Regions from separate parts of the Homo sapiens genome. Here region 1 is linked to region 2. The links are chromatin loops, found by intact Hi-C in ENCODE. Cell type or tissue: ascending aorta. All regions are shown on one strand. Links, peaks and the distances in the headings refer to the core of each region. The heading gives the core; the rest is flanking DNA.

Evidence for each region. Peaks named below come from ENCODE experiments on the same cell type or tissue, not always from the same donor. Only the 100,000 strongest peaks of a DNase experiment are listed, where the experiment ranks them.
Region 1: it touches region 2 in a loop (2.6-fold over the local background); 2 of 110 quality-filtered maps call a loop at or near these places.

Annotation. Positions count from the first base shown.
Region 1 is chr11:115,615,405-115,631,899 of GRCh38, forward strand. LOC124902826 (small nucleolar RNA U13) reads right to left here and starts at 11,781; the gene lies at 11,678-11,781. In ascending aorta, for the core only: no CTCF peak of the experiment used is centred there; a DNase peak (open chromatin) is centred at 7,797; H3K27ac peaks cover 1,487 bases.
Region 2 is chr11:115,691,658-115,708,152 of GRCh38, forward strand. All of the region lies in intron 2 of LINC02698 (long intergenic non-protein coding RNA 2698), which reads left to right. Among named protein-coding and RNA genes, the nearest start is that of LINC02698, 41 kb to the left of the region's middle. In ascending aorta, for the core only: no CTCF peak of the experiment used is centred there; a DNase peak (open chromatin) is centred at 8,278; H3K27ac peaks cover 1,647 bases.

The sequences.
Region 1 (16,495 bases), core at 3,601-11,600, 77 kb before region 2:
CTCCATACCTGTTTTCCAATCCACATCTCTCCCCACTTTCAAAGCCTAATTTATTTATATTTGAGACAGATCCATGCTCTGTTGCCCAGGCTGGAGTGCAGTGGCACGATCTCGACTCACTGCAACTTCTGCCACCTGGGTTCAAGCGATTCTCATGCCTCAGCCCCCCAGGTAGCTGGGACTACTGATTGTTGTATTTTTGGTAGAGACAGGGTTTCACCATGTTGGCCAGGCTGGTCTTGAACTCCTGGCTTCAAGCAATCTGCCTGCCTTGGCCTCCCAAAGTGCTAGGATTACAGGTATGAGCCACGGTGCCTGGCCTCGAAGCCTAATTTAAATCTTCACATTCTTCATTTGATTATAAGTGTACCTTGGTGCAAAATGCAAGGGACGACTTGACAGAGGATAATAAATGCCTTAGAAATATGTTTATCCTTTGGCTCAGTACTTTTATTTCTAGGAACTTATCCTAAAGAAATAATCATACATGTCCATAAAGAGCTGAGCACCAGAATGTTCACTGAAGCATTGTTTAAGGTGGCACAAACTGGAAATCTCTGAAATGTCCAATAACAGAGGACTGGCAAAATTCATACACATTCTCTTTTACATCCATGCAAGAGAATTATTAGCAGTCATTAAAAATAATGAAGATATATATCTATTGACACAAGAAATTAAGTGAAATAAGTAGGTTATAAAATAGTACACCCAGAATAATTTGATTTTTATTAATATTGTATGAATATAAATACATGTATCGAAAAATGTCTGGAAGGGCATAGATCAACCTGTAGAGAGTCATTATCCTCAGGTAGGGATTATGGGTGATTTTTATTTTCTTCTTTTTACATATTCATTTTCTAATTTTCTGCAAAGCGCTTGTTTAAAAAAGAAAGAAAAAGGGGATGTTATCTAAGAAATATTTCCTGATTGCCTCTCACCTTCCTTAATCCTTCCTAGATCTGATGCTCCCACTGCCTGGCACTGTTTTAGCATGCGTGCTATTAGATCAATTGTAAGGGGCTAAGATTGTTCCCATAGGTGATTTTCATTACCTTTATAAACTCCTTGAGAGCTGGGGTTCTCTGTTTAATATATTTTTTTTTTTTTGATACGGAGTCTCATTCTGTCACCCAGCCTGGAGTGCAGTAGTATAATCTCAGCTCACTGCAACCTCCACCTCCCAGGTTCAAGTGATTCTCATGCCTCAGCCTCCCGAGTAGCTGGGATTACAGGCACCTGCCACCATGCCCAGCTAATTTTTGTATTTTTAGGAGAGACAGGGTTTTGCCATGTAGGCCAGGCTGCTCTCAAACTCCTGACCTCAAGAGATCTGCCCACCTTGGACTCCCAAAGTGCTGGGATTATAGGCATAAGCCACTGCGCCTGGCCCAATTTTTTTTTTACTGCAGAATTTAGTATAGGATGTTGTTCTTGGGAGTGCTACATTTTTTCTCCCCTCCCCGCCAGCCCCCATCTTTTATTCCTATGAGGTAGACAATAAAGAGAGTTGAATTCACCTTGCCCTTGGGGAAGAAGGAAGATGAAGACATTTCCCCCGGGCTGGGCAGAGGCCCAAATTAGCCCATGAGGCCAAAGGCAATAAATAATCCCCGGACCTCTGAGGTCAGGGCCCTGCCTCCTCCACAGCCACCCTGACCTGCATAATGGGACCACAGGCAGTTATGATTCATGCACACACTGCCTGGGCTCCTGCCAGCCCGGTCTGAAGAAGCTTCACAGTTGGAACTGGATAGGCCTAAAAATATGGCCCCCCAGGGACAGCTTGGGCCATGCTCTGGGGAGCCTGGTGGGGCTAGAGGCCTGGAGAGAGTTCTTAGAATCAATACTGGAAACACAGGGCTGATTCAGCCTTCTTCTGTCTGCAGCTGGAGCCCCAGGGAGAAATCAACAGCCATAACCCAACCAGACAGAGCAAAAAGAAATGAGTTTAAAGCACCAGAAGGAGGACTTAGATAATAATAATGCAGTGAGTGGCTTGGGCAGCAACTGTTGCAATAATATCACCTCCCATTTGTACAGGACTTTACTGTGCACAAAATGCTCTTACATATATTATCGTATTTGACCCTCAGGACAACCCTGTGAAATAGACAATCTTTGCCGGGATTTTCAAGTGAGAGAGTTTGGAACTCAGAGAGATTAATCAATTCACCAGAAGTCACACAGCTAGTGAGAGGCCAGGTCTTTTGACTTTACAATGCTAAAAGGGGATCTACCTGAATGAACCAGAGGACATACAGAGCTAAAGAATAAAGAAATGTCATAGTTATCTTTTAAGAATAGAAGACTCCCCACTATGTTTGGAGGAAGTTCAGATAGAGAATCTGGCTGGGGAGGAAATAAAATGACTCCCCAAAGCCTCAAGCTTATACCAGGGCAGGTGGGAGGGCAGAAGGGCTGTGCCCATGAACACCAGAGTGTATATTTTGCCTTCAAACACATAATCTCCTAGCACAGTGACAATAGAGACTTGGCTTCTATTTTTAGACACCAGTGGATGTGGAGGATGGGGTCAACGATGGAATTCTCAGCTCAGGCCTTAGACAAGACCCTCCACGGTGCAGTGTGTGCATGAGCAGAGGATGTAAGGAACTAGGGTGCAGGGAGAGTCAGACTAGTACTTATGAGATCTCAGGAAATTAGAAAGAAAAATAAATCTCTGAGTTTGTTTTTGTGAGCTCCAGAGGGGGATGGCAAGAGACTCAGTTGGGAAAAGCCAGCCAGGAAAACAGCTGCTCTGCCCATTCTATGAACGAAGAGGATGCATCCCAAGGGCCTATTTCCTCGTTCTAGAGAGTTTCCAAGGCAAGGCCTGAGTGAGGGTTTTTTGTTGTTGTTGTTTGTTTTGAGACAGGGTCTTGTTCTGTGACCCAGACTGGAGTGCAGTGGTATGACAATGGCTCACTGCAGCCTCGACCTCCCAGTCTCAAGTGGTTCTCCTGCCTCAGCCTTCCAAAGTGCTGGCTGGGACTGCCGGTGTGAGCCACCATGTCTGGCCCTGAGTGGATTTTCTCCTTGCCTCACCTTTCATTTCCTGCCCAGTGGAGTGAAGAGGATTCTCCAGGTTTCTCAGCCACCACAGTTGGTATCCTTACCTCCATGAGAATTATTCATACCCTGTGAGGTGGTGAACTGGCTTGATGGGCCTCTCTTCCTGGGCTTTGTGAGCCTCAGGAATGCTGCCCAGCCAGGCCCAAGTCCTGGTCTGCATCATCTTTGCCTTAAGGAGGATGGTGCAATCCTCCATCCCTTGGCCCCAAGTGCTCAGACAACTTTGTTTCAAGGAGCAGAGTACAGTCAGAAAAACAGAAACCACTCTAGGCATTTCAACAGAAAATATTTTATACAGGGGCTTGGTTAAATGGAAGGAAGCAGTCCTTACCTAGGTCTGGATGAACAATGAGGAGAACCTGGGGTTACCAGAACCGAGAAGCTCCGAGGAGGAACCCTGCAGCACTTGGAGCTACACCTCAAAGCTGGGGGTGCTGCCTGGGTGCTGCTGCTGCCTCTGAAGCTTGAAGGAGGGGCCCCAAGGCTCAGAGTTCTGAGGTGTGACACAGCTGCTGCTAATATCTTAGGAGCTTGGGAAGGGGCTCTGTGGAGTGGGGACTCAGATGTCCAAGAAGGGGGCACTGCCTGGCTGGTGCTGTGACCTCTTGGGGGGCGTGCAGTGAGGCTGGTATTGGGAGAGCCAATGAAGCTGTCAGTTGGAAGCAATTACTGGACAGAGCTTCTCTCCAGGCACGACACTGGCAGAAGCACCAGGCAAATAGGGAGCAACAAATCCTTTCTCATCTCCTTCAGCTTTCTCATCTCCCTCTAGCTCCCGCTAGATGCAGAGCCAAGCAGGAGCTAACTGGCAAAAGAGAAATGCAATTTGTAGCGTTCCAGAGCCTGTGTCCCAAAGCAGAACAGAGAAAGGTGGGGCATCCTCTGATTCCCAGAGGATGTATTCATGGGGGGATATTTTCCAGACAGGCATAAGAAACCTCAGAAGGTAGTTTGGACTCTCTTTCAGCCCATGCACTTGGCCATCTGTTTGAGTCTCTATTGTCTGATCTGTCAGTTCTTCATTTTCTATGACAGGTCCTGGGGCTTTTATACACTGCTTTTATTTATTTTTTTTAAATGAGAAGTTGGGACCACATCTCATTTTTATCCCTTTGGGGATCATCTTGATCCTCTGCTCCTTGCCCCAAACTGCACAAAGCCCACTTCCAAGTGATAGGAAAAAGGGAGATTCAACTGTCAAACAATAATAGCAAGATATTATCAATGTAGGCCTGTGATTGTGTCATATAAAAAATAAAATACACACCAGTTAATCAAAGCACTACAGACACTTTTAAGTAATCCCACTTTGGCTTTGCATAACTCCATACACTGCCGGCAGTGCTCTTGTCTACCACCAGAGACCATAATATACATCAAAAATTCTCCTTTAAATTTATTTTCAGTAAAGATTGGTCTTTTGAACTGCGGCAGTGGAGGCTTAAGGGTACAAAATCTCTCTCGCCTTTTTCTCTTTTCTTTTTCTGTCTCCCCCATCTTTCTCTGGTAGGGCGGTGACTCTGGGGCAGGGGAAGGGAGCAGCAGTGGGTTCCACACATCCTGTTGAAACTTCTGTCCTTTGCATGGATCAGTTCCTCTCATCTGACACTTGATTAAGTCATTAAAGCAGGAAGGTGAAGAAAGGTTGAGCTGCAGCAAAAAGGAGAGAGAGACAATTCCCTCCATTTGCTTGGGAGAACGCCTCCAATTGCTGGGCCCAAGGATGGTCTTGAGCTACCCCAGCTGGGATAACACAAACTTAAGGCTTTCTTAAAATCCCAGATTCTGTGACATGTACAACATTGGGTGCTTAGGGGCACAGATGACAACCCCACACCATTGTGGAATCCTTTCTTGCTGCCGTCACCAATAGGACAATGAATGAGATAGCCTTCCCAAATCATAGGGGGACGGTGGCAGGTCAGTTTGTCATGACAAACAGTATATTTTAGTGGCTAAACCTTACTCCTAGGTTTGAATTGGAATTTATTACTTCATAGCTGTATGACTTGATGTCAGGGATTTTTAAAATTGTGGTTAAATATACATGACAAAATTTACCATTTTAACCTTTTTTTTTTTTTTTTTGAGGCAGGGTCTCACTTTGTCCCCCAGGCTGGAGTGCAGTGGTACGGTCATGGTCACTGCAGCCTTGGCCTCCCGGGCTCCAGTGATCCTCCCACCTCAGCCTCCTGAGTAGCTGGGACTACAGGCGCATGCTACCATATCCAGCTAATTTTTTTTTTTTTTTGTATTTTTTGTAGAGACAAGGTTCTTCCACGTTGCCCAGATTGGTCTCAAACTCCTGAGCTCAAGTAATCCACCTGCCTCAGCTTCCCAAAGTGTTGAGATTACAGCGTGAGCCTCCGCTCCTGGCCCATTTTCACAATTTTTAAGTGCGCAGCTCACGGGTATTAGGTATATTCAGATTGTTGTGCACCCATCGCCACAGTCCATCTCCAGAACTTTTTTAGCCTCTTGAATTGAAACGTTATACCCATTAAACACTAATTCCTCATCCCACTCCCCACAGCCCCTGGTAACCACCATTCCACTTTCTGTCTCTACGGCTTTGTCCATTCTAGGTATGTCACAGAAAGGGAATCATGTAGCATTTGTCTTTTTTGTGCCTCGCTTATTTCACTTAGCATAATGTCCCCAGGGTTTGTCTGTGTTGCAGCGTGTGTCCCGGATGTCAGTCTTTGCTCTAAGTAGACTGAGAGTTGCCAGCTCATATACTCTGCTCCCTTGCCCTGCCTCAAAATGAAGAGTGGGCTAAGTGAAACCTATAGGGGGAAGAATGAGAATATATCCATAGACTCTTAGAGGTGAAGGGGATCTTAAATGTCATCTGATTCTACCTCCCACCATTGGGGGACATCCTCACTGTCAGCTCTGAGCGGGAAGGTGGACTGGTAAGAGTGGTAATCCTCTATATTTTTAAAGTAATTTATATTTTTTCCTGAGATGTTTCTATCCATGATTTCACTGGATCCTAACAACAATTCTAATATAGGTCCAGGCAGGTCTTATTTTCCTGGAAACCAAAGCCCAGAGGTAGAGTTGAATTTGCTTCTGAACAATTGTGACGGAGTCTCTTGTTTTTTAGTCTTCCATCCTTTCCCACAGTAGCCCAGGTTTGCAGACCTGTTTCTATTTCATTCTTTCTTTCTTTTTTTTTTTTTTTTTTTTGACAGAGTCTCACTTAGTCGCCCAGGCTGGAGTGCAGTAGCACGATCTCAGCTCACTGCAACCTCTGCTTCCCAGATTCAAGCGATTCTCCTGCCTCAGCCTCCTGAGTAGCTGGGACTACAGGCGCGTGCCACCAGGCCTGGCTAAATTTTGTATTTTTAGTAGAGATGGGGTTTCACCAGGTTGGCCAGGCTGGTCTTGAACTCCTGACCTCAAGTGATCCACCTGCCTCAGCCTCCCAATGTTCTGGGATTACAGGCATGAGCCACTGCACCCAGCCTCTATTTCATTCTTTATCCAAGGTTCACTTGACTCTCCCAATTTTCTTGGAGTTATCACTTCAAAATCCCAAGTAAGCTATATGAGCCTTCTAGATCATGTCCCAGAAAAAGAAAGGTGCTGCTTAGGAATTGTCGGATTTGAGCTGGGGTGAAGCTAAGAGCTCAGAACAGGGGGACCCCCTGCACTAGAGATTTCACAGCTTCATGAAGGCCACCATCTTGGGAGTTGGGAGATTCTTCTGGCATTTGAACTAAATTCCTTCTACAATAATAATAATTGTCTTCTGTTTTATCTTGAGATCAATGGAAGCAGAGAGGAATAGCTGCTGTCAATTACGCTATACCTGTACAAGACAAATTTCTCACCCAACCTCCTTGCCCTTGGCTGAATCATCCAATCCTGAACTTCCATGGAGAAGAGAGAAGTCCATGGACAGGGATTTTCCTCATCAGCTGCTCCTGACCACAGTATTGGGGTTTGAGTGCTCAAGGTGCCCCTAAGGAACCATCCCAAGGGTATTTTCCCTAGAGGTCTCTTAAGAGTTGGGTGAAATTTAAGAAGAGCAAGCTGCCTTCCATCTGCTATCCCCGGGGTCATGTGCCCCCAGATGGTGCAGGATGAGTGGGGGCAAAGGGCAAGGGGGAAGTATGTCAACTGGAACATCACAGAAGTCTAAATAAGGACTGTTCTGTTTGCCATCCATCTCTTAATTTTTTGATCTCACTAAAGGAATACAACCCTATAATAAACACTCCAGCCTTACATAAATAAGCACCAGCTTGCAACTGCCTCTGTAGCCAGCTCACTGGATTCCTGAGATTAAGAACACAGGTATACCTCTTAGAAGGTGTCACAGCTAGGAACTATAAAAGTCATCCACAATGAAAGTGATGAGACACTTGGGTGGGTAGCCAAATGGTGTTGGGGTGGGGTCGGAAATGGGGTAAATGCTACAGAAACAGCTTCCCTGGGGATAAGAAAGCCTAGGAGAAATGCTGGTGTCTGAACAGTCCAGATGTAGGAACAGTTGAAACAATCTTATTTGGGCTTGAGCAGCCAAAAGACTCTGGAAATCCAGGTCTGAGCCTCTGGAGCTTTCTTTTCAGCTGCCCCAGCTGCACATTCCTGAAAAGCCAGCACTTGCACGAGGCATCTCCCAACTCAGACATGAGTCACGCCAGCTTATTTTAAGTCCTGACCTCTTCCCGGGAAGGGACTCTGACATGGAAAGCCACGTGCTGTGAAGCAACCATGGACCCCGGCCAAGGGAAACAGAGGCCCCCAACAGCTTCCTGACAGTGTCCTTCCCAGAAGCCCAGTGTGAGCAAGGGCCAGGAGCAGCTGTGGGCACTCATGCCCCCTCCCTTGCCAGGGCGGAACAGTGGGCCGCACCACACCAGCAGCTCTTGTACCCACCGTGATGCTGCTGACGGCTGGGGCAGGGGGTGCCAGGCAGTGAGGGAAGCCCTGTGTGCTCCTCTTTCCAGGACTCTGGCCTTGGTTTTCCAGTCCACACCAGATTGTCCTGAAAGGCTACTGCAGTCCTTTGGGGATAAATGGACAGAGGGAGTATGAAGCCCATGCTCTCTCAGCCAAATGTATTTAAGCCTTTTAATAATTCATATCCCCATTTCCATACACAGCCCCACTTAAAGAGGGATCCCAGGGAAACCTAAAAGCTTTTCTGATTGCACCAGCTCATCCAGCATCTTCATAAAAGGTTCTCAACTGGCCTCTCAGAATCGACGGCAGCAATGCTTATGAAGAAAACTAATAGTTCCAGCTGGTAGTCATTGAAAAGTCACTTAATATTTCTCAGTGCAAGGAGCTCAACTTAATGGGACACAATGTTTTTTCCCTAAGCAGTTGGGAAAAAAAAACCTTGACATCATATTAATAATGTCAAGTTTTATTGGCTCTCTTATTTGACATGATATTAAACTTTTCAGGCTCTATCTCGACTGAGGTACAAGGTTGTTAAAATGTGGACAGATTGGAGCGCTACAAAAATGTGGCATGGAAGAAATGCCTGTCCAGGTGAGTGTAGAGAGATGGAAAGCCGGTGACATGGGGCTTAATAGACAAATCTACTTTGCGGAAAAACTCTTAGTACGTCACCTCCTTCCCTACACTGCCTTCTTTCTGAGACCGATGATGCAGGCACCTTAGGGGAAGATGGGGCTTCAGAACTCTATGGCATAGGGTTGTTCATTGTCCTCTGCAAGTCTAGTTTTCTGGACAGAATAAAGTGAAGACATCATGTTAAGACAGATTACAGTCTATGAGCATAGCTTTGCTCCATAGCACCTCCTTGGGACAGAAAATTCCCTGGGTTTCTCCTTTTTTTTTTTTCTTTTTTTGAAGGAGTCTGGCTCTGTCACCCAGGCTGGAGTGCAGTGGCGTGATCTTGGTACACTGCAACCTCTGCCTCCCGGGTTCAAGCGATTCTCGTGCCTAAGCCTCTCCAGTAGCTGGGATTACAGGCATGCACCACAACGCCCAGCTAATTTTTGTATTTTTAGTAAAGAGATGAGGTTTCCCCATGTTGGCCAGGCTGGTCTCAAACTCCTGACCTCAAGTGATCCGCTCGCCTTGGCCTCCCAAAGTGCTGGGATTACAGACGTGAGCCACCATGCCCTGCAACTCCCAGGGTTTCTAATAATAATAACAATAGCTAACTAACATGACCTGGTGCAACCATGTGTCTGACACCATGCTAAGTACTTTCCCATGTTTACCCCTGTTGGATCCGCACAAAAACCAAAAGAGTTAGATGTTATTGTTGTCACCATTGTCCCCATTTTAAGAAAGAAAACTGAATGAAAGAGGCATCGTATGATTTTCTAAGTCTGATGGCTAGTAACAGACCTGGAAATCCTATTCAAATAGGCTATAGCCTGAAATTATATGCTTACCACCCTTCAATATAATGGGAGCCATTATGAAGATGAAATATGTCACATATGCAAAGTCTAGGGACCCCAGCCTGGCCCTTGGACCTCTCCCTACCCTGGACACCCGTCCTCTTTCACCATTTTCACTGTTGGGGACTGAGAGGCAACCAAGAGGGAGGTTTATCCAGCAGGCAGTCAGCACTGACTTCGCCTGTCAGGCGCAACACCATAAATAACATATTTTAACCAAAGAACACCCCAGCAACCCAATAATGCATATCTAAAGCCATTTTGACGTTGCAGAGATACAGTAATACTTTTATGCTTTGTTTAAAGAAATTGTTTGCAGCATATTTGTAGTGAAATCAGTCCAAAGAGTTTATTTGGGATGATTGATTTATAGGAATCCAGCTCCCATACCCAGAGGATGACACTTAAATCATATCTTCTTTTCATTTATAATAAGGAACAAAATGATCATATTTTGACAAGTCTGATCATTTTGGGGGTTGAGCAGGTTCCCTCAGTGGGCTCAGTCTATAGCTCACAGAACTGATAGAATATTATTATGTCTCATTAAAATCAGCTGCAGCTGCTTCAGATGGCGGCCCCAAAGAAAACAAAGCTGCTGGCAGTTTATCCTAGAGTAGTCAGTCTACCTACTGATTTTTAAGAAGGGGACAAGTGGAAATCTTTTCAGTTGTGCTTGCCAAAGCCCATCTTCCCTGGGTTTGAACTTAGAACATCTCCTTAAAACAGACCGGCCCCACCTAGGGCTGACATCACAAGTCTTTCTGTGTCCTCTCTCCCCGCTTGATGCTACAATGCTGCTGCAGCCTCTGGCCTTCTGACCCCACAGAGGCTGTATCCCATTTCTAGGACTAATGGGAATCTAAACTGCCCAGGCTTAATGGGGAGGGTGACATTTGCTGTTTTGGCACCTGCCTCCTCACTAAACCAAACAAGCCGGTTTTGTAGTTCTCATTTGTTTCCAGATTCACAGCCGGGGCAAAAGCCGCCTGTGTCACATCCCCAGAATCTGTGCTGTTATTTCCATATTTGTGTTCAGCTCCTGAGGCTGGGCTTTGGGTCATGCTGAGCAAAGTCTGCCTTCTGCCCTGTCTGAAAGTCCCCTTTCGCTCCCCTGCGAATGACGGCAGGACTCCTCTGCTGGTCTCCCCATCAGACTGGGGCCCGGCCCTGTACCGCTCCCACTTCTTGAGAAGTGAGCTCAGTCTGTGACAGCCACACAGTGAAAAGACCGGAAAAGTTCTCCCGGAACAAAACCTCACCAAGTTCTCGGGGTCCATGGCAGTCTGCGTAAGAGTAGTACAGTGAAAGAGCTTCCTTCTCTCATCTCCCTCTTTCATCTTCCCTAATCCCCTCCCCTCAACTTATCTTTTTTTTCTCTCTGCCTCCAGCCCCCCTCCTCTTTCTATTCACTATCAAGAACAGCCAATTTAGCGGGCAGCCATACAGTTCCAGCAGAAGGCCCTGGGATCAGTGGCTATGGGGAATGGCACAGCCAGAAGGAGAAATCAAAGATGAAATGAGCATTTGGATCTTGCTTAAACTGAAGTTTAGCACCCTCTATGCATTATTCATGTGTGACATCGTCACCCTCTTCTCTACACTCTCCACTGAGCTACAAGAGAGCCCTGAATCCTCATGGCTTTGAAATAATTTGCACAATGACACTGATCTATCTTCAACCCTGCAAACGCCCCATAGAGGGCCAAGTTTTGGTCTGGCTCAGGTACAGGTGCAGGTCAGGTCAGCATGAAACCACAATCATACCCTTTTGGCAAGACACTTCAAGGAAGTGGGTAATGATTCACATTTGGTGTTTAGCTTTTGATACCTGTACCAAATGGTCAAAACCCTAAGCAAGCAACTGGTCTTGATTGGATTGTTTAAAAATATGAATTATTGACCTTGGGCAAGTCATTAGATTTCCCTGAGCTTTGATGTTCCGTCTCCAAAACTTGGAGTCCATGATGACTTCCTTACAGGGATGCTGTGAGGACTGAATTAGTTAATACGTATATGTGGACATGCTTTGTAAACTATAAAATACTGAATGAGTATAAAAGCAATTTAAAAAGGCCGAAGTGTATCAGGCATTCACGATGTGCTTGGTATTATGCAATTGGCACTTACTTGCTCATTTAATCTTCACAGAAATCCCCATGAGGTTGATACTATTATTCCCCCTCCTTTTTTTTTTTTCATGTCAGGCGGGTAATGTGCTGACGTTGTAACAAGGTTTGAAGGAGGCACATCTCACACATGTGCCTGAACACCCAATCATCTCGCTTATGAACTACAAAAGGACCTCCCCTTTCTTAAGATGAGGAAATTCAGGACACTCAGAGAGGTGGTTAAGGGAAGTCCAGAGCTGAGATTCTAGTCTAGGCTGTCTCTTCCCTCCCACTTTGCAGGTACCCATTCCAGACTGAGGAGCAGGTAAGTCTCCTGGCTTTATGCAGAAACACAAATATTGATTTACCAACAAGTCAAATATTTTCCCCTCCTTGGAATGCTCCTAAGCTGGAGGCACTTGGACATCTTGGGCCTCTGCTACTTCATTTACACTGGTTTTCCATTGACCTGAATGGGTGGGCCAGTGACTATTTGCAAGGTTGGTTGGGAAGGGTTGGCTCTCAGCTTGGGATTCCTAGAACAGGTGCACTTGGGGGCCTCCTCTTGGCCTCCACCTCTGCGGATCCCAGGGCCAATCTTTTGTCTCAACCCATTTTCTCAGGAACTCATCTAAGAGAGCTACCCCCTGGCGGGAGTAAGCTACCATCTCCAAGGGCCAGCACAGAACTTTGGGAGTGCCAATTGTGGAGAGAAGGGGGTGTTAGGAGAGATCGTCCCAGAGGATTACAGTGACAGGACACTTAGCCCTCCTCACAGGCACGAGTTTGGAATAATTACCCAGGGCAGACTCTCTGAAAGAGGAGGTAAGCTGGCTAAGGCTCTTAGAAGGCAGGCCTGATGACATTGTTATGTATCAGTCCAAGGCTCAGGACGCGGCGGGGTCAGGTATTAGCTGATTATCTGATTCTGTCAGCAGAGAGCTTTCAGTGAGTCCACAGAGCCAGCCCCCAGATTTCCGCACAGAAACGCTAAGCTTAGACACCTGCAAAGGAGTCCTCGTGTGAAGTTCTGCCCCTGGAAGGTGTCCTGGGTACTTACAGTATCAGCACTGGAGGCAGATCCTGCAGCTCCGAAACACCCTCCAAGCTTCACGTTGCCACACGGTTCTGGGAGATGAGGCCATGGCAATCTGTGGCTTCCCTTGCTCCTGAACTTGAGCCTCTGATTCCCTCTCCTGTTGGAGGCTTTAACACGGTCAGTCTACAGACACCAGTTTTGGCTGTTGAAAAGCTTTCCACCTCCAACCCTGCTGGGGGTGGAAGAGAAGGACAGAAGGGGAGTGAGGAAGAGCCACTTCTGTGACAGAAATCAAAGCCAAGGCAGGCAGACATGTAGGTGGACTTGAGCGGCAATTAATTCTTTTCAATCAGGAGAGAGGCCCAAATGACAAGAGGAGGCACTAAATTTAGACATAAAGAAGAACTTACTTGGTTTTGAAGGTTAGCCAGGATACCTCTAATAATTGTGTTATAATAAATATAATTTTATTATTTACTATATTTACTGTTCTATCAACTTTTCTTTTTCTCTTCTTTTCTTTTTTCTTTTTGAGACAGAGTCTGACTGTGTCACCCAGGCTGGAGTGCAGTGGCGTGATCTCGGCTTACTACAACCTCTGCCTCCTGGGTTCAAGCAATTCTCCTGCCTCAGCCTCCAGAGTAGCTGGGATTACAGGTAAGTACCACCATGCCTGGCTAATTTTTGTATTTTTAGTAGAGACAAGGGTTCACCATGTTGGCCAGGCTGGTCTCGAACTCCTGACCTCAGATGACCTGCTCACCTTGACCTCCCAATGAACTTTTTAATATTGTGTCACTTAATCCTTCCAACTACCCTATGAGAGAGGTATGATCATTAGATTTCTATTTTACATCTGAGAAAGCTGAGGTCCAGGTAATTTTTTTTTTTTTTTTTTTGAGATGAAGTCTTGCTCTGTTGCCCAGGCTGGAGTGCAATGGTGCAATCTCAGCTCACAACAGCCTCTGCCTCCCGTGTTCAAGCAATTCTTCTACCTCAGCTTCCCAAGTAGCTGGGGTTACAGGCATGTGCCACCATGCCTGGCTAATTTTTTTTTTTTTTTTTTTTTTTGTATTTTTAGTAGAGACGGGGTTTTGCCATGTTGCCCAGGCTGGTCTCAAACTCCTGACCTCAAGTGATCCACCCACCTTGGCCTCCCAAAGTGGTGGGATTACAGGTGTGAGCCACTGTGTCCAGCCAGGTCCAAATAATTGAAATAACTCATCTAAAGTCAGCAATTTGAAAGAGACAGAATCAGAATGTAGACCCAGGCAATCCGATGCCACAGTGCAGGCTCCCAGCTACTGTTTTCCAGGTGCCTCCATAGAAAGAATGGAGAAATGCTGGGGAGAGCTCCATCTGGCCTAGTTGGGTACACACCCGGGAGACAGAGGACTTCATGGAGGGCATTCAGGCTGTGGGGATCTGTGAATGTGGCATTGTCACTGATGTGGCTCCTTCCTTTTTTCCCTTCCCACCCAATTTCTCCATGTAGCACCCCTCCCACAAGCTAGCAGGAGGGTGGAAGTGAGGATGAAGGATCCTTGTGGAAGCTGAGTCCAGCCCAGGATGCCTCTGCCCACTTCTGCTCTGCTCTTAGCACAGGTGCCTGGCTCCCACCTGTTGAGTTACAGGCCACTGACTTCCAAGTCAGGCCAGGAGGTCAGTCATCTTTTCCACCGATCCTCTGCCCTGAGCTGAGTTATCTCGCACAAGTGGTACCCACTGGACCCCGTAGCTCTGGCCCTGCTGGAACTCCCTCGCAGCTTAGCAGGGGTTTTAAATCTGGCCCATGAGGCCTTGTCAGTTTCAAGAGCCCCCCCTGACCTTTTAATAAACATTTCCTTTGTTATCAGAATTATTTCCTAATTCATTCCCTTCTGTCCCTGAAAATCTAAATCCTATTTAAGTTAATGCCCTTCATTTTCATTTATAAAGACAGATACAAAATAATTATTTCCTATCTCCGTGGTTTCCTTATCTCCCGTCCTAATAATGCCTTCAGCAGATGAACATTCCCTGTCAGTTGAAACAGTTGGAGTGTTTGTTTTTTTCACTCTTTAAAGAAGAAAAATAAAATGCTTTCTCAGGCTTTGTCTCTTCTCTTCTCCTCTCTCCTCTTTTCTCTTTCTGCCTTTCTCGGCTCTTTTCTTCTCACTATCTGCTTTTCTCCCGGGCGCCCCCTCTCCCTCTTCTGACCCCCACAGTGACCCTTTCTCTCCCTCTCCTGCACCCTCTCCTGCTGTCCTGGCCCTTGCCCAGCCCAGTGTTGCTGGGCGCCTCTCATTTTCCTGTCCGTAGTGCAATTTCTCTGCGGCCTCACATCTGAATTTCATCAGCCCATGAGCCTGCCTTTGAGCTCAGGTCCCCCCAGCTAGTAAAACTGGTTTGGATGAGCAGACGCAGTCTCGAAAAGAAACATTCTTTGGTTTCCTCTCATGACAACTAGTGAGCAGAGAATTCACAGTTCCCTTCTCCGGGCGCCTCTTTGAAGTGTTTGATTGAAAGGAGAGGGGATGGAAAGGAATGGGGTGATGGGGGTTGGTAGTGGCGGGAACAAGGATTCCAGCTTTAACTAGCAACTCTGAAACCAGCGACCCAGACTTCCGGCGACCCTCTCTGTTCCTTGCCCATCTGGGTAGGGGAGATGCTGACTGATTTTTGGCTATCTGCACCAGATCCAGTCTTCCACCCTCCTCTCTTTTGTTTTCCAGTAAAACTCAACACACAATTTAAATCCAGGGTTTGGGAGAAAGTCATTAATAGAGTAGCTGATTTTAAGGGAACTGGTTCTGTTCTCAGAAAGCAGTTGTTCAAATCCTAACCATTAGCACATGCTGAATGCCTTCTATATGCCAGCTATGTAAATGATTTCATTTACTTCTCATGAGGACCCTGTGACCTAGCAGCTACTGTTTCCCCATTGTATGGATGAGGAAACTGAGGCTCAGAAAGACTGGGAAACTTGCTCACAGCCCTCGACCAGCAGAGGTACAACCAGGCCTCGAATCCAGGTTTTGCTTCATATCCCTCACTCTCTGACATACAGGCCTTCAAGAGAAAGGATTTCTGTCACTCCTCTGGCTTTAAAGTCTTTGTCAAGGCCAAGAAGGAACTATGAAGAACTCTTCTGTGACGGTATCTAACAGGTGGTCTCTGAGCTCTTTTATCTTTGGTAGAGAATGCAGATTACTAGGCACAAAGATTTAAAAAAACCCACGAGAGAAAAATGTTTGAAAGCATGGTGCTACAGAGAGGTCAAGGACTAATGGATGGGGAACGGAATGTACCTACATCAAGTCCCTTCATTTTATAGTCAGGGAAACTGAGGCCTAGCAAGAGCTGGGTCTCACTCCTGCCTTCACTTAGCTCAGCAGCTAAGACTTGCTGAACCCACAAAGAGCTTTCCTTCATCATCTGGAGGGAGATACGGAAGCCACCTAGGGGTTACCCCAGAGAGGCCAGGAGACTTAGAGTAAAGAAGGAGCGTAGGATGGCCAGCAATGGCCAGAGGCTTCAGGATAAATGAGCAGTCATGAGGTAACACTTCTAGACTCCTAAACTCTGAAAGGGTAAGAGTCCCCATGGCCACAAGTCCTAAAAGAGGTACCCATTTTTGGTCAGTGGATAGGGCTGGTTAGCGAGTGCCACCTTTCTTTTGGCTCCCTGGCCTGGGGTACCTGATCAGGCCTTGGGGAGCAGGTGACCTGGTTGCTCATATCACTTGGGCTCAGTGACATGCACAGGACCTTGCAAATACGATCAATGCAACGTTTGTGCAGCTCAGGCTGGAGGGCAGGAAGGATAATGTCAGCAAGGAGGTTCTCATAGCTGGAGACTATTTGCAAAACAGTGTAAATCAAACAACT
Region 2 (16,495 bases), core at 4,514-12,513:
GCATAGTGATTTTAGTTAATAATAATGTATTATATACTTGAAATATACTTTGATATGGGAGAAGATCTTAAGCGTTCTCACCACACATACACACACATACACACAAATGTAACTGTCAAATGGCAGGTATATTAATTAGCTTGATTGTAGGAATCATTTCACACTGTATATGTATATCAAAACGTCACATTGTACACCTTAAACATACATGATTTTTATTTGTCAATCACACGTTCATAAAGCTGGGGGAAAAAAAAGAACTCAGAGTGGCTAATTGGGTGCTGCTCCGGACTTGTTAAATGTTACAGACTTTACTTAATGTACTTATTCATGGCCCAAACATTTCCTGAGTGCCTGCAGCTCATCAGGGATTGTCCTGAGTGGGAGTGGAGTGTGGAGTTTGGAGAAGATCCTTTATTACATATAATTCTTCTTGCAGTAGAGGAGGCACCACCACTATGAGCATCAACAATGCTCTCAGTGTCCACTTGCTTGTAATTTTGTGCAAAGAGAGCTGGGCAGAAGTAGCTTCACCCTCCGGGGGCTTGCATCGTGCAAAGAACTCTCTTATGTTATAGACACTTGATATAAACAAGAGGGAGACCGTGAAGAGTTCATGATTTTTTAGTGCAACAAATACTCTATTTGAAGCATGTACAGTTATATTATGGGGGCAGATGAGAGAGTCCTAGCTCCCCTCTGAGCCTCAGTTTCCCCATGTGAAATGAAGGGGTGGAGCCTGTCCATCTCCAAGGCTTCCTTGCTAAGATTCTGCCATCCAGGAGTCTAGACATCTAAATGCTCTTTAGAGGAAAAGACTTACTATGTGCGAATTTCAGGTGACACAGGTTTTTCTCTATTTCCCAGTAGCGCTGCCCTTTCCTTCTTTTAAATCCTGAGGAGGCCTAGAGGCGCCTCCCTTTCCCTGTGCCTCCCACTCTCATTCCCCTCCGTTCTTTCAGGTTGCACAGCCCCAGCCTAGTTCTTGTCATATTTCCTACTGGATCGGGTGTTTAATTAAAATCATAATTAAAATTGATCTCCTCATTAGCATGCATCTGCTCTGCCTCTCTCATCCTTGTGTTCCATTATCCACTGAAGATGTCAGGATTGACAGGTGAGAGCCAGACCCCAGGCCAGCCCTGCTGGATGGGGCTGGCCGATGACAACATCTGGACAAAGAAGACTTTGGTGGAGAAGCTGCATTTGCAGTTGAGCAACAAACAATTAGCGCCAGACAGGCTCTCTGGGGAGAGGTCAGGCTGTGTGGTAGCCTGCGGGCAGCTGGCTGAATCTGGGGGTCCTGCAGGAAGTATCCTCCCACCCAGCCCTGGGTGCTGCATGCACACTCAGAGGAGCACACACAGTACACACCTGTACACCCTCAGGTGATCTGTGACAAGCCAACAAACTCCTTGCCCAGGAGAGTCTGGAATGGCAAGAGGAGAGAGCCTCTGATTTCCCTGCGATGAAACTGCATTGTGTCCTCAAGGAGCCTCCAGCAGGGCTGTGTTTGACACCATCATGATTGCCCTTCAAGGGGCGCCAGTGAGAGTAAGCTGGACCTACTGGCACCATCCTCCCCAGCTTGAGGAGATGTGCAGAGAGGTGCAGGGGTGCCAGGCTTGAAAGTGCAGGGCAGAGAGATGCGCTGATGGCTGCTTGCACAGCCTCTCCTACCCATGGAAAGGGGAGGGGGCCCAGGAGGAGACAACCACAGGGATGTGAACTGGTGTACCTTTCAGAGTACAGGAATGTAAGTTCCCTGAGAGTGAGGGATTAAAAAGAAATTTTCTCTTTAATTGTGGTAAAAAACATATAACATAAAATTTATTTATTTATTTATTTATTTATTGAGATGGAGTCTGTCACCCAGGCTGGAGTGCAGTGACATGATCTTGGCTCACTGCAACCTCCACCTCCTGGGTTCAAGTGATTCTCCTGCCTCAGCCTCTGGATTAGCTGGGACTACAGGTGTGTACCACCACGCCCAGCTAGTTTTTGTATTTTTTGTAGAGAAGGGGTTTCCCCATGTTGGCCAGGCTGGTCTCAAACTCCTGACCTCGGGTGATCCACCCTCCTCGGCCTCCCAGAGTGCTGGGATTGCAGGCATGAGCCACGATGCCCAGCCTATAACATAAAATATAAACTTACCATCTTAACCACTTCTAAGTACAGTGTTCACTGGCGTTAAATATATTCACATTGTTGTGCAACCAATCTCCAGAACTTTTTTATCTTGTAAAACTGAAACTCTGTACCCATTAAATAACTCCCCTCCTCCTCCCCACAGCTGTACGTAACCACTCTGCTACTGTCTGTCTCTGAATTTGACTACTCTTGGCACTTCATGTAAGTGGAATCACACAGTATATGCCTTTTGGTGACTGGCTTATTTCACTTAGCATAATGTCCTTAAGGTTCATTGATGTAGTGGCATGTGTCAGAGTTTCCTTTTAAAGACTGCATAATATTCCACTGTGCATATATACTACATTCTCTTTAGACACTCTTCTGCCGATGGACAGTTGGGTTGCTTCTATGTCTTGCTATCATGAGTAATGCTGCTATGAACATGGACATGCAATCTCTCTTCAAGATCTGGCATTCAATTCTTCTGTATGTATGCAGAAGTAGGATTACTGAGACATATGGCAATCTATTTTCAATTTTTTAAAGAACCAACACCATTTCCATAGCAACTGTGTCCATTTTCATTTCCACCAGCAGGGCACAAGTGTTATACTTTTCCAATTTCTCTACATCCTCACCAACACTTGTTGTTGTTTTCTTTCCCTTTCTCTCTCTCTCTCTCTGGCTTATTTCACTTACCATAATGTTCTTAAGGTTCATCCATGTTGTAGCTTGTGTCAGAATCTCCTTTCTAAAACCTCATCCAGGCCTTAAGTTCAAACCCAGGCTGAGAGAGTACCTTGGAGAGGGGAAGGCAAACACTGAATGTTGGGCCCTGGGTTTGGATTTTCTCCCACTAGGGAGGGTGTCTGAGAGAGTTAGAGCGGGGTAGAGAAAAATAAAAACTGCTGAGAACTAACTCGGCTGCAGAAGGAGCCATGGAAATTCTCTCTCTCTTTTCCTCCATCTCGTGACCATCCTCTAATGGGTGTAAGGTGATGTCTCGCTGCAGTTTTGATTTGTATTTTCCTGATGATTAGTGATATCGAACATGTTTTCCACTTGCTCCACCATTTTTTTTTTTGAAAATCCTATGCAAAGTTTTAAAAATTAGAAATGTCGGTCAAATTGACCTCATATCTAAGGGAGTTTCGACCAAGGAGATATCCCATGGTGGAGGGAATTTAGGTTTGGGGATTAGATCTCAATTCGTATCCCACAGTTGTGCCAATTAGGGGCTATGTGGCATTGGGCAAATTGCCTCTCAAGCCTCAGTTTGCAAATATATAAAATAAAAATAATAATGTCTACTGAATAAGGCAGTCCCAGGGAAGAAATGAGGTAAAGACCCTATGATGAATTATTCTTTTTCTTGTTCATCTTCCTTGTTGCACTGAAGCTGGTGCTATCATCCTGCAACTGACAAGAACACCAGGACTTACTTTGTCCCTTATGTTAAGCACATGATATCCACTAAGCACCTTTTCTATGTAAGACACTGCACCCAGGAGTGAGGAAACTCAAGAGATACGTAAGACATGGATCTACACCAGGAGCAGGCCTGGGATTGCCAGGTGAATGCAAGGCCAGAGCCAGGAGGGGACACCTGTATCTGGAGCCACCCAGCTGGCTTCTCAGGAAGACTAAGGCTTGGATAGGCCAAGAGAGTACCCTGGAGTGGGAAGGGCAGACCTTGAATGTGAGGCCGCTGGGTGTGGATTTCCTCCCACCCAGGGAGGGTGACTGAGAGAGTTTCAGCAGGGCAGAGAAAAATAAAAACTGGTGAAAACTAATTTGGCTGCAGAAGGGGCCATGGAAATTATCTGAGGAAGCAAGGCCCCTCTCTGGGAGGAACTTCTTTCTCTGGGCTACTTAAATTCCTTCTGCTGGAATTGAAGTTTGTTTTCTCTTCTGCAGTCTTTTGGGGAAGGAGAGAAATGCTAATTACCCTCCTCTATTACCCTTCATTGATTTATGGGAGGGGAGCTCTGCCATCCTCTGGTCTTCCTCCCTCTCCCAGTGTGCTTCCCCCTGGTTGTACTAACAAGGGCTTAACTAGAGTTGAATAAGCGCCAGGGCAGCTTAGCTTACAGTACCTCTCCGAAGTTCCTCCTCCCTCTCCTTCTCTTCTCCTCTCCCCTCTCTTCCTCCACCCCCTCTACCCCCACCAGTGTCTGTCCTTGGGGGCTCAGGGCAGAGGCCACCCTCCTGGGGGAGATGATCCCCTAGAACTGCCCAGGTGGGCTCACCTCTGCTCCTCCCCGGGAGCAGCCAGCAAGCAGCCAGGGAGCCCTGGGAAGCCAGGTCAAATGCAGAGGATGTAGGAGCAGGAGCCAGGGGGAGGCAGGGTGTCCACCAGGGAGGTGATTAGCTCTGCAGTGCCTCTAATAATAATCTGTGAGGCTAACAAACAGCGCAGAGGAGGAGACAAGTGCAGCCCCTGTGCTGGCTGTCTCTGTCTTTGTTAAGGTTAGAGGAGGAGGGAGACTGTGTTAATTGCAGACTTATCATGATTACCTCCAGCTCTCAGCCCGAGAGCCACAAGAGGCAAAGCCATGGATTAGTGTGGAGATTGGAGGGGCTGAGAGCTGAGGGGGTAGTGTTCCCTCTGGGCCCTGGGGACCCAACTTGTGAGAAAACCCTGAAATTAAAAAACTCAGTTCATCCATTGATCAGTATTGACGGGGTGCGATGTGTTCTGTAGAACATTCAAAGCAGTTCTGAATTTCATTTTTTAAGATATGAGATATAAGCCAAAAAAGATGAGTCTCCATCTATCCCATCACAGAACCTCCCAAGGCACACACACGCCCTCTCCCACACACACTCACACGCACACACACTTGGTTCTGAGCCCTCCTGTGTTAGACACTCTATAAATATCCATCACATTGAATTAAAATGGAAACTGGACCTAGAGAGAAGGGGTGTGGCTGTTCTCACTCTGGCTTTCCTAGTTCTTTTGCTGCTCCATCCCGATCCTGTAGCTGCCTGCAAAGGAGAACACAGAGGTGAGATTAGAAGGCCCTCAGCCAGGGTTTGAGGAGGCCTCTGGGAGTCAGCTGACTCACCACGGGGGCAGCAGCAAAGGCAAAATCAGGGCCAGGCTGGGAGAGCTTGGACAGGACACCAAACCCAGTCTTAAAGCAAATGCAGAGTGTGACTGAGAGAGTTTGAGCAGAGCAGAGCAAAATGAAAACCAGTGAGAACTAACTCAGCTGCAGAAGGAGCCATGGAAATTATCCGAGGAAGCAAAGCCCCCTCACTGGGAGGAACCTCTTTCTCTTGGCTAATTAAATTCCCAAGCTTTGGAAGCCTGGCCAGAGCAAGCGCCCTGGTTAACATCACGTAGGGCACACCCAGACCATGCCTGAGTAGGGGGATGAGGTGTGGGCATCTAGGCTTACTGAAGGCTAAAACAGCAATTTTTTTTTTTTTTTGAGATGGAGTCTCGCTCTGTCGCCCAGGCTGGAGTATAGTGGCACGATCTCTATTCACTGCAACCTCCGCCTCCTGGGTTCAAGCAATTCTTCTGCCTCAGCCTCCAGAGTAGCTAGGATTACAGGCACCCACCACCATGCTCAGCTAATTTTTGTATTTTTAGTAGAGACGTGGTTTTACCATGTTGTCCAGGCTGGTCTCGGACTCCTGACCTCAAGTATCTGCCTGCCTTGGCCTCCCAAAGTGCTGGGATAACAGGCGTAAGCCACCGTGCCTGGCCTATGACAGCAAATCTTAAAAATGCAGTTCTCTGAGGCTAGCCTCTGAAAGAATATGAGCAAATTTTACCCCCTTAGATTATAAGTTAAAGACCTCAAAGGGGCTTGTGGAAATAAGAAACTTTGTGGAGGATGCTGGAAAGAAGGTGGCTGGAATTTCTCCCTCGTGGGTGGGTTTGTCTCAGGCAGAGATCTCTCAGTTAGCCAGTCAACTGTCTCTTCCATCTGGGCAGTGCATGGGGACAGCGGCCCAGGCTGGTTAGCCAGGGACTACACATGGGGCTTGGACCTGCCCTATCCTCTGCAGCTGCTTCAAATTTTCTTTCATCTGCTCTCTCCCTGGTCTCCCCTCCCCTCACTTCTATAGACCTCATTGTCGCTTGCAGTGGCCTGAAACCCCACCCCTTCCCTAGGCTCCCAAACTTGACACCCCCTAAGATCTGATCTATGGCAGCAGGACTGGTGGTGGATCCATGAAATAATCATGATAATAATAATGAATAAATGAATTACCATCTATTACATTCTTAATATATGCCAGGGCCCTGAGCTAAGTGTTTTATAATGCAGTATTCCATGTAATCCTTTTAACAGTCTTGTGAAAGATCATTTAATCATTTTATAAGACCTGATTTATAAATGAGGAAACTGAGGCCCAACAGCTTGCCTAAGGTCAGTCAGATACCAAGCTTGTTAAGCCGGGATTCAAATTCCGAAGTGCATGCTTTCTCTCCTATGGAGAGGACTGGGGAGCAGGGAGGTCAAATTCCTTGACCCATCATTTCTCCTGCTTGTCAAAAGGGCTCAGAGTGCCCAGCCTGTATCCATCGTGGCCCTCACCCCCTCCTCTAGGCCCTGTCTCTAGCCTGAGATGGCCAGAAGCCTGGGTCCTTCACCTCAGTGGGAAGTGCTTCACCTCAGTGGATACCCAAGACCCACCATTCGCACTTGTCTGTGGTTTGTGTGTTTCTTTGTTTTGTAGTTTCATTATGAAACTAATGAAAAGTGACATCAGAGGAAGTAGTCGCTTTAATATCTTATTTGTTTCTCCATGGTGTGCAGAAAAAAAGAAAAGTTAACCTCGGAAAGTATTTTCCTTTTTTCTTAGAATGTATTTATTGTTAAATGTCAGATTCAGGAGGTACATGTGCAGGTTTGTTACATGGGTATATTGCATGGTGCTCAGGTTTAAGCTTCTAATGATCCCATCACCCAAATAGTGAACACAGTACCCAAAAGGTAGTTTTTCAACCCTTACTCCCCTCCACCTCTCCCCTGTTTTGGAATCCTCAATGTTTATTTTTCCCTTCTTTGTATTCATGTGTACACAATGTTTAGCTCCCAGTTACAAGAGAGAACATGTGGTATCTGGTTTTCTGTTTCTATGTTAATTCACTTCGGAGAGTGACCTCCAGCTGCATCCATGTTGCTGCAAAGGATCTAATTTCCTTCTTTTTAATAGCTGTGTAGTATTCCATGGTGTAGATGTACCACATTTTCTTTATCCAATCCATTGTTAACGGGCAACTGGGTTGATTCCACATCTTTCCTATTGTGAATGTGCTGCCATGAATATACAAGCGCAGGTGTCTTTTTGGCAGAACGATTCCTATTTATTTGGGTATATACCCAGTAATTTCTATTCCTTTGGTTATAGACCCAGTTCGCTTGCTAGGTGAAATGGTAATTCTATTTTTAGTTCTTTGAGAGATCTCCAAACTGCTTTCCACAGGGGCTGAGCTAATTTGCATCCCCACCAACAGTGTATACTCGTTCCCTTTTCAGAAAGTATTTTCAAGTTTGTCAGACTGGGGACACTGTGTTCTTTTCTACAATTGGCCCCCGAAGTGAAAAGCCCCTAGTAGAAGTTTCTCTGGGCAGTTCAGTCTCAGGAAGTCCCTCTCCCATGGCTCCATGCCCCTTCCCCTGGGCATGGTGTCCCTTTGCTTTTCTTGTCTTTCCCAGACTCTTCGTCTGCCAGCCCTACCCTGAGCTCCGAAGTCACAGTCAGTTGGGGCTGGTGAAGGTGGGGAGGAGCCTCCAGCACTGGCCATCCTCCTGGCAGGGGCGCTTTCCCACAGCACCCTTCTATTCTGTATGGCTTGGCTTTTGCAGTGACACGTTGAAGACCATCATTGCTGTTTATTGAACACTTGGTGCTCTTCTGAGTGTCTCACTGCACAGATTCATTTAATCCTCACAAGAATCTGGTAGCATGTTCATGGTTCGCATTTTACTGACAAGAAAATGGAGGCATAGCAAGATGGAGTCACTCATCCAGGCCCACAGCCTGCAAGTGTTGGAGACAGGATGTGAGCTTCAGCAGTCTTGAGTGCCCAAGAGTACTCTTCCTTTCTGGTACTGAATGCCGGGGACATTTAGTAGTGATTTTTTTTTTTTTTTTTTTTTTTTGGCAGGCTGGCCTAGGAAACTTTCTGCTGTGAATAACACAGCTCTACATGCCAAGTTCCAAGCAGCTGACGTATTAATGAGCATAGCTGTGGCCTGCCTGCTCTTTTGTGTCCCCCTCAGAACTTGAACAAAAGACATGCTCCATGGGTGTTGGGTGGGTGGTTGATTGATTGAATTTTTTACCCACAGGAAGCTCCACTGGCTTCCACAGCTTCTGAGGTTGGAGAAAGGAAGGAGGGAGGGAGGCGTGGTGGTCTATGTGAACAGGTTCCTCTCCATCGGCAGCTTAGTCCTGGGGTGCATGCTGTGCCTCCTTCTTGGGTAGATTTTTGGGGCAGACGCTATGGATTCCTGTGAAGTTGGTGAAGCAGATCCACACTGAACTCCCTTTCAACCTGGTGGACCCCTCATTCTTTTCTTTCAGCCTGAGGACCTGGCAGCCTCTGAAAGCACGTCTGCAGAACATGCTGAATAGGCCAGTGCCCACGGGAAGATAGTCCTTAGGGCTAGCTAGCTGCTGTACTCACTTTCCTAGGATGGCTGTGGGTTGGAGTTCATGGGTCTCCCAGGCTTCTTAGAGACAGAAAGAGCAAACCAGAGAAAGCTTGACTCCAGTGCCCAACCTAGGAGGAGGTCAGGCAGTATAGAGAGACACACAGGTTAGCTGACAGACATTTCAGATCTACCTCAGGCTCAAGATGCCACACCTGCTGTTACTTGTCCAGGGAGTCAGCCCTCGAGATGCCCCCTGTGGGGAGACCTCAGAGGGTGGGGAGACCAGAGGGAAGAACGGGAGGAGGGGGAAGAAGATGTCATGTACTGAACTGAGAACACTCAGGGAAATAAAGGATCTATTTTTTTCAATTTGTTCTCAGCAAACATTTGTCATTTAATTTCTTCCTAATTACACAATTACGTAATTATGTAGTATTAGTAAAATAAAGCCTAAAGACGTTTGAGTAAAGAATTACTTAAGTAAATAATGTCTGACTGAAGTAATTATTTCCAGGGTTTTCTTTTTTAAAGGAGAATGGGATAGAATTAGTTCAGGCATTGTTGCAGGGCTGCATGGGGGTTTGGGGTGCCGCACAGCTGGGGGCAGCTACGAGGCTCCGTTGCCCACTGGGGTCCAGCTTCTTGGCAGCTTCCTTTCTCTGTGGCTGAGGCTCTGATGGCAAGTTCCAACCCTGCTATTGGCTAGGTGGCTTGGGAACTGACTTCTCCTTTGAGTCTCACTTGGCCCTTCAGAGAGGGAATTCCTGGCTCCAGTGGGTGGGGAGGACTGGGGTGGTCGAAGGAGACTTTGGGCAGAAGTAAGTCCTCAGTGACTAAGGGCTGTGCCTCAGCCACACCAAGTTTACCAAGAGGCAGCTATGGGTGAGCCCACCACATGCAGTGATAAAGAGTTCACCCACCAGCTGTACCAGCAAGTGCCTCGGTGGTAATGTGGTGGCAGTGATGCGTTGGATGGGAGGGTAGACCTCGGGCTGCAACACTAGCTGGAGACCTTATGTGGGCAGATCCCCGGGGTCAGGCTGTGGTCGACCCTGGGTGTTTCCATCCTGGCCTGGGGTTGTAGAGGTGCAGGTTTCTCCAGGGTTGGCACTCAGTTCCCCTAATACCTGAGTGCATGGGGGTGGCAGCCTGAGCCCAACCGAGTTCTCTAGCAGACTTGGATCTGGCAGTGTGCTAGAGGGCTGGCCAGGCCTGAGGTTAAGGGGACACTTGGCTGGGGCTGGTGTGGATGCTGCCATATGGCCTCCTCAGTGCCCTGCCCAGCCTGCACTTCCTAAGCCCAGAGGTGCGCTCTCAGGCATAACAGCCCTCTTTCCCTGCAAGGCAGAGCTTAATGACGAGCTGACCCAGCAGCTTCTTATAGAAGGGGATTCCTGGGAAGCCAGGCTGACCTCTGCCTGCTAAATCATTCCCCATTCCCCTCTTCCACAGGGCTTGATAATCTTTCATAAGAGATTCATTTGTTCCTTTGATGTGGAAGGGTTTGCACTCTCTGAGACTCTCCTATTACAATGCAAGTAGCCCTGGAGACGGTAAACCCTTAAGACTGATCAGCTCTTTCCTTAGGACAGTAGAACCAATCTATTCTTGCCCTGGGGCTGCTCTTGCATTTCTTGAGGACTCGTGTTCCCTGCTTAGTCTCTGGGAATCCAAGGGTTCAAGGCCTGGGCCCTCAGTAGTCATAGTGATGGTGGGCATTGAGCAGCATTGCTCATCATGCTCCTCTGCCAGCTCTAAGTCTCTGAGAGCTTGGAGGAGAAAGAGGTGCTGGAGATCAACAGGAAAATGAAACAGGCAGGTTGTTCGGCCTGCTCACTGAGGCTGTGGCTTTGGGCCCTTACTGGTGGCTCACTGAGCCCAGCATCCCTTGGGAACACCAAGGAGGCTCCTGAAAGTCCCCAGAGCCACAGGAGAGCATTGAAAAGGAAGGCTGATTTGGTCAAAGATCAACTTTTCCTGGGTTATATATTCTTCACTGAGTAGCAGGAGTTTGGCAACATTCCATAAAGTTGAAGATACATTTTTCTGCAAACCAGCAACTCCACTCTTAGACATTGCTCTTAGGCATAGAAGAGCTCTCATATAAATGCATAAGAGACACACACCAAAGGCATCATGGCTGTGTTGTTTGTGATAACCGAAAAAAAAAAAGAGAGAGACATACAAAAAGATAAAAGGAAGCAACCTAAATTTTCATTATCAGGAGAGTGGATAAAAAATAAATAAGTTGGGGCATATTCATTTAATGAAATTCTTATTTTTATTTATCTTTATTTTTTTTTTTTGAGACAGAGTCTCGCTCTGTCACCCAAGCTGGAGTGCAGTGGCACAATCTCAGCTCACTGCAACCTTTGCCTCCCAGGTTCAAGCAATTCTCTTGCCTCAGCTACCAAGTAGCTGGGACTACAGGCATGAGCCACCAAGCCTGGCTAATTTTTGTATTTTTAGTAGAGACAGGGTTTCACCATGTTGACGAGGCTGGTCTTGAGCTCCTCACCTGAAGTGATCTGCCTGCCTCGGCCTCCCAAAGTGCCAGGATTACAGGCGTGAGCCACTGTGCCCAGCCTCATTCAATGAAAGTATTTATAGTAATAAAAATGAATGCAGTTGAGCTATGCATATCAACATGGATGAATCCTACAAACACACTGTGGAGCTAAAAAAGCAAGTGGCAGAAGAATATATACGCCATGATACCACTTATAAAAGTTGTAAATGATGCAAAACCATATTATATACCATTTATGAATAATACACAGCAATATAAACACCAAATTCAAGGTGGTCAAATTCAAGAGAGTGGGAATAGTGGGTAGGGGATATGGTTTGGAGAAAGGGGATGTAGTGCATGGGCATTTAACTTTATTGGTGATGTTTTATTTATGCTAGGAGGTAGACACAGAGTATCATATTATTCTTTAAAATTTTTGAATATTTGAAAATGTTTCATAAGAAACAAAAATATAAAGTTCCAAAGAATGACAACTGAGGACCTTGCCCACTTTCCCCAGAAATGTCAGAATGTGTTGTGTGTGTGTGTGTGTCTGTGTGTGTGTGTGTGTGTCTGTGTGTGTGTGTGTATCTGAGATGGCAGAGGTGGGAAATGACAGTTGGGGTAAGGGGCCATGGAGAAAATCTCATATAGACAGGCCACACTTGGCTCCTAGGAAGTTTTCTAGGTTGCATACTTATTCAGTAAAGTTTCCTCTCTTCACATAATGTTTGCCTACGTATGAAGCTAAATATTCATTGAGTAAATTAGCCAGTTCAAATCTGTGGTACAAAAAGACAATTCCTTCTAATTACAGGGATGCCAGTTAAAAGATGCCACACTGTGGGATCCTGTAGTCCCAGCTACTCGGGAGGCTGAGGCAGGAGAATTGCTTGAACCTGGAAGTCAGAGGTTACAGTGAGCCAAGATGGCACCATTGCACTCCAGCCTGGGTGACAGAGCAAGACTCCAACTCACAAAAAAAAAAAAAAAAAAAGAAAAGAAAAAAAAAGCCACACTAGGCTGCCATTCACTGCCAAGAGAGCCTTAATAAAATTCTAGCTATGATTCAGATTCAAAAAGGTAAAAAAAAAAAGAAAAAAGACACTGTTATTTTTGATAATTAAATATTTACCAGAGCTGAGAAAATAAGTCATACTTATGTTTCAAGTATACCAAAAGCTCTTTTTAAAAAGTCCCAATAAAGAAATTGTTGCTCTCACAGCTTTGCTGCCAGGGATTTTCTGGGCTAACATCAGTATCATGGCCAACTTTCCTGGAGCATCTGCAGCCTGGCAGTGACCAGTTCTGACTTCACATGCAGGCAGTGCTTAGGCATCCATTCCTTCTAGAGACATTATTTAGTTTATAGCTACTTTCCTGCCTGGTACTTTAAAATAGTTCCACTGTATGTGATATGGTTTGGTTGTGTCCCCAACCAAATCTCATCTTGAATTCCCATGTGTTGTGGGAGGGACCCGGTGGAAGGTAACTGAATCATGGGGGCAAGTATTTCCCATGCTGTTGTCGTGATAGTGAATAAGTCTCATGAGATCTGATGGTTTTAAAAAGAGGAGTTCCCCTGCACAAGCTCTCTCTCTCTTTGCCTCCTGCCATCCATGTAAGACATGACTTGCTCTTCCTTGCCTTTTGCCATGATTGTGAAGCTTCCCCAGCCACGTGGAACTGTAAGTCCAATTAAAACTTTTTCTTTTGTAGATTACCCAGTCTTGGGTATGTCTTTATCAGCAGTGTGAAAACGAACTAATACAGTATGTTTTCTCCTCTGTCCAATTCAATTCTAAGTATCATGATAACAGAGCTGTCTTTTATAGGGAGTGGAGATGGATGGGAGAAGAGATAGATCATCTTTAATCCAGTCCTCTCTGTCAAAGGAAAGCTCAATGACTGCTGAATTAATATGTTAGTTGGAGTGGTATAAATTGCACCCTGACTTGAGATCCAGCTCTGATACTCCCCAACGAAGACTTTGAATGAATTACTTACACTCTCTCGGTCTCAGTTTTGCTTCTGCAAAATAGGGATGATCCATAACTACCCTATAGGCTTCTTGTGAAGATCCAAGGGGGTCATAACTGCAAAAATTGATTTTATATTGTAATTTGCTAAACAATTGAAAACCGTTATACAAATATGAAATGTCATTATTGATTACAATGACATGTGCAGGAATGGTAAAATTAATGTAATTTGCCCCTACTCCTTCTTACAGTAGACATATAGGCATTGTCTACTCATCTCTTTGCATCTAGGATCTGTTACGCCTCCCTCTGCATGCAGTGGTCAGCATTGGAAACATCCTGTGTCCCCTCTCTTCCTGGCCTTTCATGGGACATGCTTCCAGGACTACAGCTGTTTGGTCCAGGGATAGTACTGCATCTGAGCTAGGCCAGTCTAAGAACTTTTCTGGAATTTTAAAAACAAAAATTGAGGAAGTCAGTCAGATTCCTCTTTGGTTAAAAATGCTATAGAATAAGAAATTATGAAATATCCTAACTGTAGTCCATGACTTGAATTTTACTATATTCAGTAGTACTGTACTATTCTCTGCCCCACTCAATCACACCACAAGAAAACAAAACTAAACAGAAAGCAGTGAGTTGAACACAATAGACATGGATGTTGCTCTTATGTAAACGTCTAGAGATACAACTTGCAGGGCCAGGCAGAGAGCTCCATGGGTCAGGATCCTAACTTTCTCCCTCTCCATCCTCAGTGCAAATTTCCAGCTCCAGTCCACTCATGTTTTAATAAAGATGCAAGAACTTCAATGATCTATTTGCATTCCAAGCTGTTGAAGGCACAAAAGGAAGTAAATGTGCATGTCCCTCCTTCTGAGAAGGCCTAACCCTCTGCTTACATCTCATTGGTTAGAACCTAATCACATGGTCATGCCTAGCTGCAAAGAAAGCTGGGAAATGTAGCTTTATAGCTGGAAACCATTGCTCACTCCCCTGAGTAAAACGGATCTTGTCACTAAGGAGAAAAGGACGATGCATGTTGGATTAGGCTACTAGTAATCTCTGCTATGTGAAGTAGGTCTGCTACATGGAAGAAGCTGGTCTGTTGCAGCATTTTTACATTTCCCACTTCGGTTATTCAATTTTAGTTCTGATTATAGGAAATATTCAGGATCCTCTTAATAAATTCCTTCTTGGCCAGGTGCGGTGGCTCACACTTGTAATCCTAGCACTTTGGGAGGCTGAGGTGGGAGGACTGCTGAGTCCAAGAGTTCAAAACCAACAGAAGCAACATAGCAAGACCTTGTTTCCAGTACAGAAAAAAATAAAATAAATAAATACATGAATAAATTAATTCCTTCTTTTTTTCCTTTCATTAAAAAAGCATAAGCCGGGTGTGGTAATGCATGCCTGTAATCCCAGCTACCCAGCTACTCAGGAGGTTGGGGCAGGTGGATCGCTTGAACCTGGGAGGTGAAGGCTGCAGGGCACTCCAGCCTGGGTGACAGAGTGAGACCCTGTCTCAAAAAATAAAAGAGTATAAGTTACTTACCACGAAAAGTTGTCCTGATATTACTTTCCTCTAAGACCCTTTAACAGCTCCCTGCAACACTTGCCTTGGGAAATGGAGGTATTTACTGGCCTCCAGCAATCTTTTCCAGAGTCCTTAATCCACTCACAGAGTCACATTAGAAACAGATAGGAAAGAACCCTAACAGGCCAACCAGTAACTTTAATGACAGCATGGGCTCCTGTGTGAGTTCATTTGCCACCATGCTGCAACGCTTTACTCTCTTGCCCTTTAAGATACTCTGCTGCATCTCTAGGTCCTAAATCCAAGCCTCCCTAGCTTTGTCTTTGGCTCTGGGTCCAGAACATTGCAGAGAACTTGGAATTGGTTTCTGCTTTGTTGTTTCTTCCAGTGTTGTCTGAAAGCATTGTCCTTTCCTTTACTAAGAAGTGCTGGGAGAGGACTTGTGCTCCAGTGACTCAAGCTGTAAAGCTACTTCCTTTCCTCCTGCCTGGCAGGACATTAGGGGATATTTCTAAGTCATGAGATGGTCTGCCTGGGTAGTGCCAGGGATCAGCTCACCCTCTAAATTTGGTAAAGAGCTAGGTGGAAATAAGGGTAGAGGCTTTCTTTTGGAGCTTCTCTGGAGAGTTTCCTATACCACAGTCCTGGTGATTTGTAGCTTGAGAACTCAGTCAACCCTGAGAGAACCTGGAGGTGAGTTTTTGGGAGGAGGGCCAGGCATACTGAGTATTATTTTTTTTTTGGCAAATCCAGTGTCTTAATCTATTCAGGTTGCTGTAACAAAAACATAGACTGGGTAGCTTTTAAACAACAGAAATTTGTTTTTTTTATAGTTCTGGAAGCTGGAACATCCAAGATCAAGGTGCTGGCAGATTCAGTGTCTGAGGAGGGCTGCTTCTGGGTTCACAGACAGCTGCCTTCTCTCTGTCCTCATAGAGTGGACAGGGAGAGTGAGCTCTCCAGGGCCTCTGTTAGAAGGGCACTAATCCCACTCATCAGGGCACTGACCTCATGACTTAATCACCCCCCAAAGCCCCCATCTCCTAATACCATCACATTGGGGGTTAGAATTTCAGCATATAAATTTTTGGGGCACACAAACGTTCAGTTTGAAGTACCCAGTAGCTGCATAGAAATAGAGCCCACCCCCAACCCCATCCCAGAGAGGCTGGAGGTGGAGCTCAGAGCTGATCATGGGAGATTTGCAAGGGCAGGTCATTGTGGTTAGTCGACGGACATTTGAGAACACATTTCATGCTGAGTCTGTGGGTAAAAAAATACTTCCCTATGAGCTGATTTTAGTGCTGCAATGGACCTCATCTCTGTGAGTCAAAAGGTCATCCTCCACAGCCATCATGTGACTGCAAATCAGAGAAAAGTGGAAACAACGGGCCTCCAGAAGTAATTTTATACACCTCCTGCCTCTATTGCATTAAATCCAATAGACTGATAGCTAATGATTATTGAGCACTCATTATCTGCAAATACCATGCTAAGAGAATTATCTTATGCATTCCTCCCAACAACCTTCTGAGCTTGTTTTCAGTTTAGCAGGCAGGAAAACTGAGGCCCAGAATCACTCATCAGGTTGACAGAGGTGGATGCCAGTTCAGCCTTAGCTGGATTCCCAAGCCAAGCCTCCTGCCCACCATGGACTGCAGCCTTCTGCAATGTGCTTAAGAGTGCCTTAAGCACCTGAGCACAGGGT